Regions from separate parts of the Homo sapiens genome. Here region 2 is linked to region 1. The links are chromatin loops, found by intact Hi-C in ENCODE. Cell type or tissue: gastrocnemius medialis. All regions are shown on one strand. Each heading gives the region's core, and the rest is flanking DNA. Links, peaks and the distances in the headings are about the cores only.

Region 1 (8,191 bases), core at 1,399-6,398:
TATTGTATTTAATTCTCACAACATCTCTAGAGATAGCTCAAGAGGTCATGTGACTTACCCAGGTTACACAGCCCAGGAGGCAGAGCCAGGACTTGAATCCAGGCCTTTTGATTCTGAAGTCTGGGCTAAAGCCACTGACCGGCTGCTCTGCAAATAAGGCACAGTCTCAGAAAGATGGTTGGAGGGAGGCCTCCTTTCCCTCTGCCGTGTTCTGATTTGTATGGGGCTAGGGCCCTCCCCTGCAGTGAGGAGCCCCAACTCCTCCTGGTGTGGATGTCCGAGTGGATGGGCAGTAGGACCCCTGCCTGCTCCCCTGCCAGTCAGGGGCTGGGGGATCGCAGGGGTGGCCTGGGGCAGGCTGGGCAAACCTGGCCTCTCTGCCCCTTCCAGTTCCCATCGCCGGAATGGGACACTGTCACCCCGGAAGCCAAGGATCTGATCAATAAGATGCTGACCATTAACCCATCCAAACGCATCACAGCTGCCGAAGCCCTTAAGCACCCCTGGATCTCGGTGAGCCTTCCTCAGCAGGACTTCTCCCAGGAGCCCCTCCAGACCTCATGATCCAGGCCCCCACAGAGTTCTGGCCCTTCCCCTGGCCCATGGGGCCAAGAGGGCTTAATCCAAGAGACTGCCCCTGCTGTGGTTCTCAGGGGTAATGTGGAAACGAGGAGTGAGTGTTCTGGGTTGGCATACAACTGATGGTGCTACTGGCATTGAATGTCTGGTGCCAGGATGCTAAACACCCTGAAGCATCTCCTAGAGCAATGAATCGTTCTTCCCAAGATGTCAACCACACCTCCATTAAGATGCCCTGCTGAAGGGTACCCTTGGGTGGGCCTGTCTTCCAGCCTGCCTTCCACTCACAGCCCTCTCCCCTACTTCCTCCAGCACCGCTCCACCGTGGCATCCTGCATGCACAGACAGGAGACCGTGGACTGCCTGAAGAAGTTCAATGCCAGGAGGAAACTGAAGGTAACAGGTCCTCACCCTCCACAGTCCTGGCCATGGGACTAGCTCTGCCTGGGTCTCCACAGAGGCCAGGAGACTCGCTCACTAATTCTTTCCTTCATTGATTCAATAAGCATTTATTGAACACCTACTGCATACTGGACAGCAGGTTGGGCTTGGGGAGTGAGCGGTGAATGACTGAGCCCTTGCTCTAGTGGAGAGGACAGACAAGTTCCTGGGGCGTTATGGGGCAGTGGTGAGTGCCATGCCTGGGAAAGCCTCAAGATGGTGGCAGAATGCAGCAGGACAATGGTATTCTGGGTCTGGAGCCAGGGGCGTTTAAGCTGAGACCTTGGAGGATAAGCAGGTATTAGCCAAGTTAGAGTCAGAATGGGAAAGTGTGGCCGGGCGCAGTGACTCATGCCTGTAATCCCAACACTTTGGGAGGCTGAGGTGGGCAGATCACCTGAGGTCAGAAGTTCAAGACCAGCCTGGCCAATGAGGTGAAACCCTGTCTCTACCAAAAATACAAAAATTAGCCAGGCATGGTGGCACATACCTGTAATCCCAGCTACTCAGGAGGCTGAGGCAGGAAAATTGCTTGAACCTGGGAGGCGGAGGTTGCAGTGAGTGAGATCGTGCCATTGCACTCCAGCCTGAGTAACAGAGAGAGACTCTGTCTCAAAAAAAAAAAAACAAAAAAAAGAATGGGAACGTGTTCCAGACAGAGGAAGCAGCCTGTGCAGAAGTTTGGAAGTGCGCCTGACCCCTTAGGGGCACCACAAGTGGTTCAGAGTGGCTGGGGAGAGCTTTTGGGGGTGAGACATGACTGAACGTGAGACCCTGGTCAGGGAGGCGCCCCAGCTGCCCAGTACTGTGGAGGAATGGCTGAGGCACTCAGACAGTGATTGTGGCCCTGAGGAAGCTCAGTGGCACCCAGGTGGTCCCAGAGCTTCACACTCTTGCAGGTTCTGTGTGCTCTCAGGGTGGTGACAGCTCCTGGCCTGGCCTTTGCCAGGCACTGAGGGGCCCCTGGCCAGTGGAACAGAGGAGCCGTCAGCACGCTGGGGATGATGAGGGAAGAGGCGGAGGCCCCAGCTCTTGTGGAACCTCCTTATCTGCTGCTCCCAGGCCTGGAGTGGAGGCTTAGGATGGGGACACAGACCAAGGGGTGGTGGCCAGCATGATGCCAGGAGAACTGAGTCCCATCCCCATCCTGCAGTGGAAGCTGTGTCACAGAGGAAGTCTCAAAATATCAGAATCAGGGATTCTTAACATCATAAGCAGTGGGATTCAGACAGTGTCAAGTCAGGTCTGAATCAGATGGCTCTGGAACAAAAGGGGCCATTAGCCCCCAGCCTGCTTGTTGATGGAGGAGGCTTTCTCTACATTGAGAATCCTCCTGGGATTCAAAAGATTATAAATCATGGTGCTATAAAGACACATGCACACATATATTTATTGCGGCACTACTCACAATAGCAAAGACTTGGAACCAACCCAAATGTCCAACAATGATCGACTGGATTAAGAAAATGTGGCACATATACACCGTGGAATACTATGCAGCCATAAAAAATGATGAGTTCCTGTCCTTTGTAGGGACATGGATGAAGCTGGAAACCATCATTCTCAGCAAACTATCGCAAGGACAAAAAAACAAACAGCGCATGTTCTCACTCATGGATGGGAATTGAACAATGAGAACACTTGGACACAGGAAGGGGAACATCACACACCGGGGCCTGTTGTGGGGTGGGGGGAGGGGGGAGGGATAGCATTAGGAGATATACCTAATGTAAATGACGAGTTAATGGGTGCAGCACACCAACGTGGCACATGTATACATATGTAACAAACCTGCACGTTGTGCACATGTACCCTAGAACTTAAAGTATTATATAATATATATATATATATAAAATAAAAAACTTGGAAATAAAAAAAAAAAAGAGAAAATCCTCCTGGGATTCTCTGAGCCCAGGGGCCATGGAGGGATGAGCTAGTCCTGGAGCAAGATGCTCTCAGCACGGGGCAGAGGGCTAAGAGGTGGAGGGGTTGGGGGACACGAGGTCTGCTGTTGTTGCCCAAGCAAGAAAAGTCCATCATCTTCAGGAGCCTCTGCTGGTAGGTGTCCCTCAAGCTCTTCAGCTTGGGCGGGCCAAGGGGCCCATTAATATCTGCCCCTAGGACGGCCTTGTCCCAGGAGCTGTACTGGCTAAAGCCTAGCTCACCCCGACTTCTCCAGGGGGCGAGGGATGGGCTCTGGGCTGGGGTTGGGGTTGGGACAAATGGAGGGGCAGGGCAGAGGCTTTGGCTTCTTCTCTGAATGCAGCACCTGCCTCTCCTTCCCCGTGGCCCTCCCGTCTCTCTGTCCCTCCTGGGTCCCTTCACTCCGGCCTCCTCTCCCACTGCCCTCTTCTTATGTCTTGCAGGGAGCCATTCTCACCACGATGCTGGCCACCAGGAACTTCTCCGGTAGGTGGCAGGACCTCAGGGTCCCCAGTAAGCCCTGCACCAGTTCGTTGGGGGCACCGTCCTGTCAGATATTGGAGTGCCCCCAGGCCACTGGGCCTGGGGAGAGGGAGTTGTAGAGGACTCTGTGACTAAGGGCTTAGCTCACCTGCCACGGCCTGTACCCAGAAGTGAAGAGAGGTCAAAAGTCAGCAAGCCCAGGGCCCACCAGGACTGGTTACAGATTTAGTCTGGCTGCCCACTCCTACAGCAGTGCTGGGGTTCTCAGGCTGGGCCGCCTAGAGGGGAAGGCTTCTGATTGCAGGGGATTGAGTTCTAGATGGGGTGGAGCCAGGTCCAGGGAGTAACAATATTGCCCACCATGATTGGAGCCCTGTGCTAAGCAGTCCCGTGCTTCCACTCAGGTGGCCTACATGACAAGGCAGCAGAGGGGATGATGGGGGTGCTGCCATCCCTATTTCTGGGATGAGGAAGCAGAAGCTCAGGAAGGTGAGCTCTGACTTGTCCCAGGTCACATGGCTAGAGAGGCAGAGCCTGCATTCAGCACAGGTTTGACCAAACCCAGGGCAAGTGCCTTTAACTGGATTGGGTCACCAGTGAGTCCAGGGCAGGAGCGTCCCAGGCCCTTGGCCAAACTGGGCTGGTTAAGGCAGGGAGTGCCCAATCACCTGAGGCATGTGGCTTTGCAGAGAGAAGGGGAAGGGATTATTGTCAGGGTTTAGCAAGAAGCTCCTCTTGGCACATCAGAGAGGGCTGGGGCCAGTGCCCTCCAGAGGCTTCCTTCTGGGGAGCGCAGGCCGCTGGCAGGCAGTAGAGGAGATATAGATAGCAGATAGAGCAAAGCTCACCCGAGGGGCCCTCTGACTGGGGCTGGGGCCAGCCGAGAAAGCTGCTGCAGATTTGTGGCCAGCACCACAGCAAGAGGGCAGCTCTGAGAAGGGGGCAGCTGGCTGCATTGAGTGGGTCCACCTGCCCATGTAACCAGTTGGGAGGAGTGAGACCCAGAGGTGGGCAGATACTAGAACTTCTGACTGGGCTTTTCCTACCTCGTTAAACTGCCTTCCCACCCTCTCCCTGGACAAGGATCCTGCCATTCCGTAAACTGAAAGATGAGCTACCCAGATAGTCAGAGTCTTTTTTTAACAACTGAAGCACCCTAAAGAACTCTAGTCCTGAGCTCACAAAATGGCGGCCTGTGAGCTGGATTGAATCTCTTGATATGCTTTGTGGAGGTAGGGGTGTTTTAAAAATTTTTTTGAATGAGTTTCTAACACTTAAAAATTAGGAAATTTCATAGAAAACCCCAGATTGCTGTCGTCTCTTGAAAATTAGACGCTGTGGCCTCACTGGACCCACGATCCTGTGACAGTAGGCTGGAGCTGAGAGGGGCGTCTACCTTGAGGCTCGAGGAGAAAGCACTCCCCCTGCCCCACTGCACATCCTAGTCCAACCCTCCAAAGCCTGTGGTGAATGGACAGCCATTCCTGTCAGCTTCGGGATCCAGAGGTGGCCCCTGCCTTGGTTTGCAAGTAGGGAACTTGGAATGAGAGCCTCGAAGGGGTCATAGGTGGAAATGTGGGGGTGACTGGGAAGGTGACCTGCCATGAGCCCCATGCCTCAGAGCCCCTGGGGCATCAGTGGCTCATATGACCCTCCTCCCAACTCCCCCTCTCAAGGCCACCAGGAGAAGTCTTATCATGGCTACCATTTCCTGAGCATGTGCGGCTTATGGGTCAGGTGCTTTGCTAAGTACTTCACAGATACCTTGTTTCATTTAAGGTATTTGCTTAAGTCTGAAGCAGCCGGATGCCTGTGGGCAGGGCTGGACATTCAGGCCATTTCCTGGCTGATGCCCACTTCCAGGGCTCTGGCCAGGAGGTGAGGAGGGAGGTAAGGGGAAATGACAGCAGGGGAAGCCCCCAAAGAGCTGTTGCTCTGGTTGTCCCTGCCACCCGGGCCATAGCCAGTGCCAATATGGGGCTCTGGAGTCTGAGGTTGGGGAGGCCTATATGGCCTGAGGAGAGAGGCAGGGGATGGGTGCTCTGGCAGGGTGGGCCCCAGTGGGGGCATCTGCTTCTTGTCACTGGCAAGACGCAGCCTGCAGCTGTCCGGAGTGAGTAGGCAGGGCTGACACATGACCTCCGCAGCAGCATGGGGCTAAAATTAGAGAGGGCCAGGGTGGGGAGGGCGTGTCCAGCCTGGGGCCAGGCAGCCAGACCTCGGGTTGGCCACCGCCAGCACGGTGGTGACAGGGATTCAGAGGGAATCCCCGGGCTGAAACAGCAGCCCACAGTCCTGGGACATGTTGGACACCTCCCTCAACCCATGAAGCCAGAGGGTTACGCTTGAGATTGCTGAGAAGGCGGGGAACCCAGGCAGTCCCTGGGCCTCCAAGGAGGGAGGAGGAGGAGGAGGAGGAGGAGGAGGAGGAGGAGGCCTCCCCCAGGATCGCTGGGCCAGCTCTGCTCCCTGCAGTCTGCCCTCCGGCTGCGTGTGGATGCTGCTCGTCCTCGCCCTGTGGGCCCTGGTGCCCTGCCTGGCGTTGTTAACCCTCTACTTTTTCTCCTCCACAGGAGGGAAGAGTGGGGGAAACAAGAAGAGCGATGGTGTGAAGGTAAGCCCCTCCAGGAGCCTGGCAGGGCTTGGCTCTGGCAGCGTTTCTGCCAACAGAGACCGGCTTTCAGGCCTGGAGCAAGACCCGGGCCTTGCTGATGGTGTCCTGGGCAGACGTGGGCCACATTTGTGGCCAGGCTGTCTCCAGACCCACGACCTAGGCTTTGGTGCCCACCGTTGCGCCGTGACTGTTGGGGGGCAGATGGGAGAGGGGGGACTGGAGGAGGGTGGAAGTGACAGGTGTGCTGGGGTGGGGGCAGGCGCAAGGAAAGGGGCAGGTCAGAAGGAGATTTCTGTGGTTCTCCGAGGCTGGAGAGCTGGTGTGCAAGAGAGGGTGCAAGGAGAGGACAGAAATGGTCATGAGGGGTGACCTCCGTCCTGCCTATGTGTGGGCTGGATCGGGCCCCTGCCCCGCTGTACACCTTAGTTCCACCCAGAAAGCTCGTGGAGGATGGACAGCCATTCCTCTTGGCTTTGGGTTCCAAGGTGCCCCCTCCCGGCAAGGCTTGCTGGTGCTGGTTCAGTTCCAAAATCCCCTCCCGGCTCCAAGGGCCTGCCCTGTCCCACCCCTAGAGCCCGAGTTACCCTGTGGTCCCTCCACATCCTGCGGTCCTCCTTCCCGTCTCTTCTCTCTTCTCCCTCTGCTCTCTGGGGCCTGGTCCCCTGCTCTCTGCAGTTCCCTCCTCCTCTGCCACTCGATCTTATCCTCTCTTGAGACCCTGCCTTTTTCTGGGCTCAGAGCCCTGCCTGGCGAGGGCCCCAGGGCTGGGATGTGCCCAGGACATTGGAAGGTGTGGGATGCTGTATGAATACAGCCAGATGTGCTGGTGGCTTGATGGCTTTGTCTAAGGAGGCATTTATGGTCTCTGGCCGCTGGTTTTGGTCTGTCAAGGTTGCATGCGAGGGAGTCTGGGCTAGATGTCCAAGGCCAGGATTGGGTCTCCCCTCTGTACTTAGCCTTCTCCTCCCAGCTTGAATTTTCCCCTAAGTACAACGAGTGGGGTGTGGATTTGATGATCATTTCCAAGATTGCAGCTTTAAAAACAAACAAAAAAAGCAATAAAATCCTATCTAATCATTCTCCCTTCTCATCTTGGGTGCTAGAGGAATACATAATTATTTGGTTATTAGTCCAAGACAGTGGTTTTCAAATTGAACTCTTTAGATCCCAAAGGTACTGGACTGGGGAGGCACCTCTGGCAGCGGATGGGGTGCTGTGGGATGTGGAAGGGGGATGCCAGGTTAAATGGTTCTGGGCTTCTCATACCCACTTCAACCAGAGCATGATCATGGTGAAGAGAGCCCTTGGGCTTGCCTGCAGCTGGACCTCGGCTGGGTATTTATATTCCCTGAGCCTGCGCTTCTTCATTCATGCAATGAGGTTAAAAGAGATCTCCACCTCCTAAGCCTATTGGTGAGGATTAACTAATACAATGCGCCCTGAGAGCTTAGCAAGGTGCTGGTATGTAATACACACTCATGAGATGCTAGGCACTATTATCTTTCCTCTATTTTATGTATTAGACTTTTGGGTAAAATTTCTCTTGAAAACCAAGTTTTCTCAAGAATATTTGAAAACCACAGATCTAAAGCCAACTTAATTTATAAAGTTAACAGGCACTCATTCCAAATCCTGTAATGGAATCGGGCATTGAATTTTGGCTTGCCTGCTGTTTTGGGTTAACCCTGAGCCAACCCGCCATCCCTCTATGTGTAGGGGTAATAGAGGGATGTGCAATGTGGGAGCTGCCAGCTTTGGAGTAGCTGGGGCCCTCTCTGACCCCTGTGTGGAGACGCTGAGCTAGGGGTGCTGGGCGCCCTGGGGAAAGCAGACTTCCTGGTTCCGATTTGGGGGATGTGGGGATAGAGACCAGAGACACCGGTGGGTTGTGGCCCAGGTAACTAGAGGAGAAGGAAGTAGAGAGAGAAGCTGCCCTGGTCTGCTTGGCTCTTGGATGTAGCCCTGGTAGAGGCTGGGCAAGGGGTCAGGAGAGGCCTCCATCAGGCTGGTTCTTGGGAAGAAATGCTTATTAGCTCTTTTAGGGCAAGGCCAGGAGGCAGAAGCTGCCAGATGGCAAGGACAGCTCACAGCATGGTGGGGCTCTGCTGGCCACTGCAGGCTTTCCAGTGGGCACAGCTGAACAAAGCGTCA
Region 2 (5,000 bases), core at 1-5,000, 790 kb before region 1:
GAAGCAGGTGACTGACCTGGAGGCCGAGCGGGAGCAGAAGCAGCGTGACTTTGACCGCAAGCTCCTCCTGGCCAAGTCCAAGATTGAAATGGAGGAGGCAAGTGTGACTGCTGGTCCCTGCAGAGTCAGTTCCCCTCCACATTAGCGGAGAGTTCTGTGGAGCAAACAAGCCAGGGGCAGGAGTCAGGAGACCCGGGGGTCTAGTGCGAAAGAGCTAGGTGACCAAAAACACAGGCACGTTCCTTCCCTGCACTGCAGTTTCCCATCTGAAAATTGAGAAAGTTACATTAACTACAGCTTTTCACATTTTCTTGTTTTTATTCAGAACTTTTTGTTCCATTAAAATTGTAGGGAATGGGGAACTGTACAGGGAAGCACACCATATAAAAGATCTAAGCAGGTGGCCGGGCACGATGGCTCACAATCCTAGCAACTGGGGAGGCCGAGACGGGTGGATTACCTGAGGTCAGGAGTTCAAGATCAGCGTGGCCAACATGATGAAATCCCATCTCTACTAAAAATACAAAACTTAGCCAGGTGTGGCAGCAGGCACCTGTAATTCCAGCTACTCAGGTAGCTGAGGCAGGAGAATTGCTTGAACCTGGGAGGCGGAGGTTGCAGTGAGTCAAGATTGCACCATCGCACTCCAGCCTGGGGAACAAGAGTGAAACTCTTGCTAAAAAAAAAAAAAAAAAAGATCCAAGCAGGCCTGCTGTATGGCACTTGGTGGGGTGGGATGCTGCCAAGTGTTCAGCATAGTGATGGTGATTTGTTGGGGAGGGGCTACAACATGAGACAGAGCTTCATTTATCCATTCATCCCGGCATTTGTCTTCAGAGCCTGTCTCAGGCATTGTGCTTTGGCATAGAGTCCACAGGAACAGCTCAACCCTGCCCTCGCTGGGAAAGAGGTGCCAGACAACTAATTACAGAAGCAAATAAAGTAAAAGTGTGTTAAGTGTTGCAGAGAAGGCCGGGTTGGGTGGCTTGTGCCTATGATCCTGGCACTTTGGGATGCCGAGGTGGGAGGATTGCTTGAGGCCAGGAGTTTGAGACCAACCTCAGTGACATAGCCACACCTTGTCTCTACAAAAATTAAAAAATTCACTGGGTGTGGCAGTGTGCACCTGTAGACCTAGCTACTCAGGCTAATGTGGGAGGATTGCTTGAGCCCAGGAGTTGGAAGCTTCAGTGAGCTGTGATTGTGCCACTGCACTCCAGACTGGACAACAGAGTGAAACCCTGTTTCTCTAAAAGAAAAATGTATGGCCAGGCATGGTGGCTCATGCCTGTAAACACAGCATTTTGGGAGGCCAAGGTGGGCGGATCACTTGAGATCAGGAGCTTGAGACCAGCCTGGCCAACATGGTGAAACCCCGTCTCTAATAAAAATACAAATATTAACTGGGAGTGGTGGCGCATGTCTGTAGTCCCAGCTACTCGGTAGACTGAGGCACGAGAATCGCTTGAACCCGGGAGGCGGAGGTTGCAGTGAGCTGAGATTGTGTCACTACACTCCAGCTTGGGCAACAGAATGAGACCCTGTCTCAAAAAAAAAAAAAAAAAGTACTACGAAGAAGAAGTTACAGAGATCAGAGAGTGGGCATAAGTGAGACCAGATTCTTTCTTGGGGGGAAACAACAGGTCCCCTGAAGTAGTAGTATCTGCCCAGTCATATGTATGAATGAGACCAGCCAAGGCCCATCAGGACCTTGGAGCAGCTTAAAGAGGAAAGGCCACTTGACTGCCAGACTCTTGGGAGATTTTATTTATGTCACCATGTTTTCCCCTTCATGGGAACTGGGCATGGTCTTTTGCCTAGCTTAAAAATGGACATTTTCAACCTGGATTGCCTTTCACAGTTCCTCCCGTCAGCATGGGACACCAGGGGCCTTATTTGAGCAGTCAGCCTACGTCTGTGACACCCCCTTACCTTGGAGGTGTGGTAGGGAGAACACTTCTGTCTTTCCTTATGAGTGCACAGTCATACCTGGTGACTCGCAGCCAGACATCCTGGCTCTTTGGCCCCTCTCCCTTGCTCACAGTGGTAGGTGAGACAAATCCCTGGAATGTGAGGGCTCTTCCCTGTCAGCTACAGGGAAGGTAGGACGTTTCATGACAAGGCGTGGCCCTGTAGATAAGGATGAATTTCGGTAAAGCCCATGCCCATCCGGGAGCCTCTTGATGGGGAGTCCAGAACAATTCCCAGGGAGGTCTGACCAAGCCTGCCCTCTGCAGTCCGTACTGACTAAAGGTCACACAGGGCTGGGTGAAAACTAACCCCTGCGACTGGTCTCTTAATCACATGCTGTGAATACACAGTTATGAAATGTCCACATGCTACAAAGTGAAAGTTTCCCTGGACTACCTCCCACTGCCATGATCCCAGGCCCTCCCTAGAGGGAACCACTGTTACCATTTTGGTGCATCTGTTTCCAGACCTTTCTCGCATATATGTACACATAGGAATATATAGTTTATTTGGGGATGTGCCTGGTCTTTCCACTGCACTGTGCTGCCATCCCCTAGTTTCAACACCTCCTTTGACATGGAAGGAGAGAGAGCAAGGGAATAGGAAACCTGGGTTCTAGCCCCAGCTCACTGTGTGGCCTTGGGTACGTCACTTCCCCTCTCTGGACATTTGTTTCCCATCGTATTACAGGGCTGGGGCTTGATGCTGTCTAAAGGCCATCCCAGTCTTGGCTGGCTGTGGCGAAGCCCTGCTGGTTCCGTAGAGGGTATGGAACCGCCTCCTGGAAGCCTTCCCTCAGCTGTGGTGATCTTTCTTTTAGCCCCACAGTATTTTGTTTCTTTCTGGAGGAGCACTCTCTGCCTTATGTCACAGTTCTCTCTGGGCGTGTCATCTCTCCTCTAGGCTCCAAGGCTGTATGAGCTGCAGTGTCTGTTAGGGATTATCCGTAGTTTATCGCTTTCTGTGGATCACGGAAGACCCCCATGTGAATCTGGTCAGAACTATGGCTTTTCTTTCTAGCAGATTACACACAACAAAATTTCGCATTCAGTTTTGGGGCTCACAGGCCTCCTGAGGTCTCTGTGTGACTCACGTTAGGAACCCCGTACCTGTGACAGGTAGGTAAGCTTAGACAAGAGAGGGCTGTGGCAGTGCCAGGGGTCTCAGCTGCTTAGTGGATGAACTGGTGTCGGAATCCAGGGTCTTTTACTCAACTGAGCTACTGCTTTTTCTTTTTTTAATTATTATTTTAAATTGACACATAATAATTGAGGGCAGGACCGGATGGACATTACTGTACCGACCCCAGGTGCTTTGCATGTGAGCATTGTGAAGTGATGGCCAGGGGAGAACGTAAGGGCTGGGCCAGGCAGGACAGAGAATCCGAGGCCTCCTGGAGAGGCCATCCTAGCCAGCTTACCAACCTTGTATTCCCTGCAGACCGACAAGGAGCAGCTGACAGCAGAGGCCAAGGAGCTGCGCCAAAAGGTCAAGTACCTGCAGGATCAGCTGAGCCCACTCACCCGACAGCGTGAGTACCAGGAAAAGGAGATCCAGCGGCTCAACAAGGTGGGTGCCTTGGCCCGGGTCCCTTGGCTGGGCTCCCTTGAGTCCAGCTGCAATGCCCACCCCATCACTGGCACCCCCAACCATTCAGCTTAGGAAGGGTAACCCCCAGTCAGTGAGCTGGCATCCTGTTTCCCGCCTGCTCTGCCATTGCCTCCCACACTGGGAGTGACTCAGCCCTTGAATTAGCCTGTGTCACCCTTCCCTCTGGAGGTGCACTCTTCCCCTTGTGCCTCACCTGCCCACCCTGCTTGTCAGGGTTTGTTTTACCCTCACTTGCTCAGCAAAGCCTTCCCAGAATCTCATTCAGGTTGCCCTGGTCTATGCTCCTGAGGTACCAGCAACTTCTCTGACACTCCTTCTCATGGCTCGTCATCACTTATTTAATTCTGTCTTCCCATCTGGTGGTGGGAGGTGCATACTTTCACCAAGGTGTATACCCTGGGCGCCTTGTACAGCGCCTGGCATCAAGCACATGTTCAGCAAACACTGATGGGAGTGGAGGAGCACGGGCTGAGGGGCCCGCCCTTGTGCAGTGGGATCCAGGGAGATGGGGCCCCCAGGGTAGAGGCTGAGGAAACCAGAAACCCTCTGGTCTGAGCCAAGCGGAGTGGTCTAGTCCCAGCTTAGCCTCTCCAGCCTCTCCAGTTCAGTTTTGCCATCCGAGCCCTGGTGGGAACGGCTCTAGTTCTGCCTGCTTTCCAGCACATTTCAAAGATGCAAGCTGACAGGAGGGAGCTTTGAAAGGAAACATTCTCTGAGGGCCTGGAGGAGTTAAGTTCATGGCTCAGCTTTTCGTTTCGTGCTAATTGTTTTTCCTTTCCCTCTGCCTCCTGACCCTGGTGACAGTGGACTCTGGCATGAGTTGAGCATTCCTAGGCCTGCTGGGGAAACCCTTTCTTTTTGGTTTTGGTGTTTTGTAAACACTGATTATGCCAAGTCTGGGGCCCTTGACCTGTTTCCAGAGAAAGAAACGCGATCTGTCCTGAGCTGGGGGACTTGGGGCTCTAAATCCAGGCAGAGAATTGTCCATGTTGCTGATCATAAAGATGACCTTGGAGGTTTTCTTGGCAGAGCCAGGGACAGACACCATGTGGATGAGTAATGCAGGGCATGTGGCCTTCTTTGCTCATGACCTAGGCATCTCCCTGTCGCTGGACCTCAGTCTTTTCATTTAAAAGTGGGGTGGAGTAGGAAGATAAAGTGGAGCCATAACTTCCCCTCGGAGCATCCTGAATTTACTCTCGGTCCTGCAGTTTCTTTGCGTGTCTAGGGGAGCTGAGGAGACCAGGTGGAAGCCCGAGTCCAAGTTGGGCCAGGTCTCTATCTCCCCTCGGTCCAGGGAGGCCCATGGGCGATGCTGTCCTGGGGCCAAAGTCCAGGGTGCCCAGTCTTGAGACATGTTCCAGAGTTCTGAGTAACATGTTAACAGAGTTAAAGGGGAAACACGGTTAACTGAAACC

The links. Peaks named below come from ENCODE experiments on the same cell type or tissue, not always from the same donor. Only the 100,000 strongest peaks of a DNase experiment are listed, where the experiment ranks them.
Region 2: it touches region 1 in a loop (16-fold over the local background); 1 of 110 quality-filtered maps calls a loop at or near these places.

What each region holds. Positions count from the first base shown.
Region 1 is chr5:150,243,010-150,251,200 of GRCh38, reverse strand. CAMK2A (calcium/calmodulin dependent protein kinase II alpha) reads left to right here. Exons shown (of 19, transcript NM_015981.4): 10 at 391-513; 11 at 892-975; 12 at 3,387-3,429; 13 at 6,000-6,040. Among named protein-coding and RNA genes, the nearest start is that of CAMK2A, 43 kb to the left of the region's middle. In gastrocnemius medialis, for the core only: no CTCF peak of the experiment used is centred there; DNase peaks (open chromatin) are centred at 4,080, 4,490 and 5,600; H3K4me3 peaks cover 723 bases; H3K27ac peaks cover 3,422 bases.
Region 2 is chr5:151,037,637-151,042,636 of GRCh38, reverse strand. TNIP1 (TNFAIP3 interacting protein 1) reads left to right here. Exons shown (of 18, transcript NM_006058.5): 11 at 1-97; 12 at 3,412-3,540. Among named protein-coding and RNA genes, the nearest start is that of GPX3, 20 kb to the right of the region's middle. In gastrocnemius medialis, for the core only: a CTCF peak has its summit at 2,418; DNase peaks (open chromatin) are centred at 2,276, 2,766, 3,587, 4,646 and 1 weaker place; H3K27ac peaks cover 5,000 bases.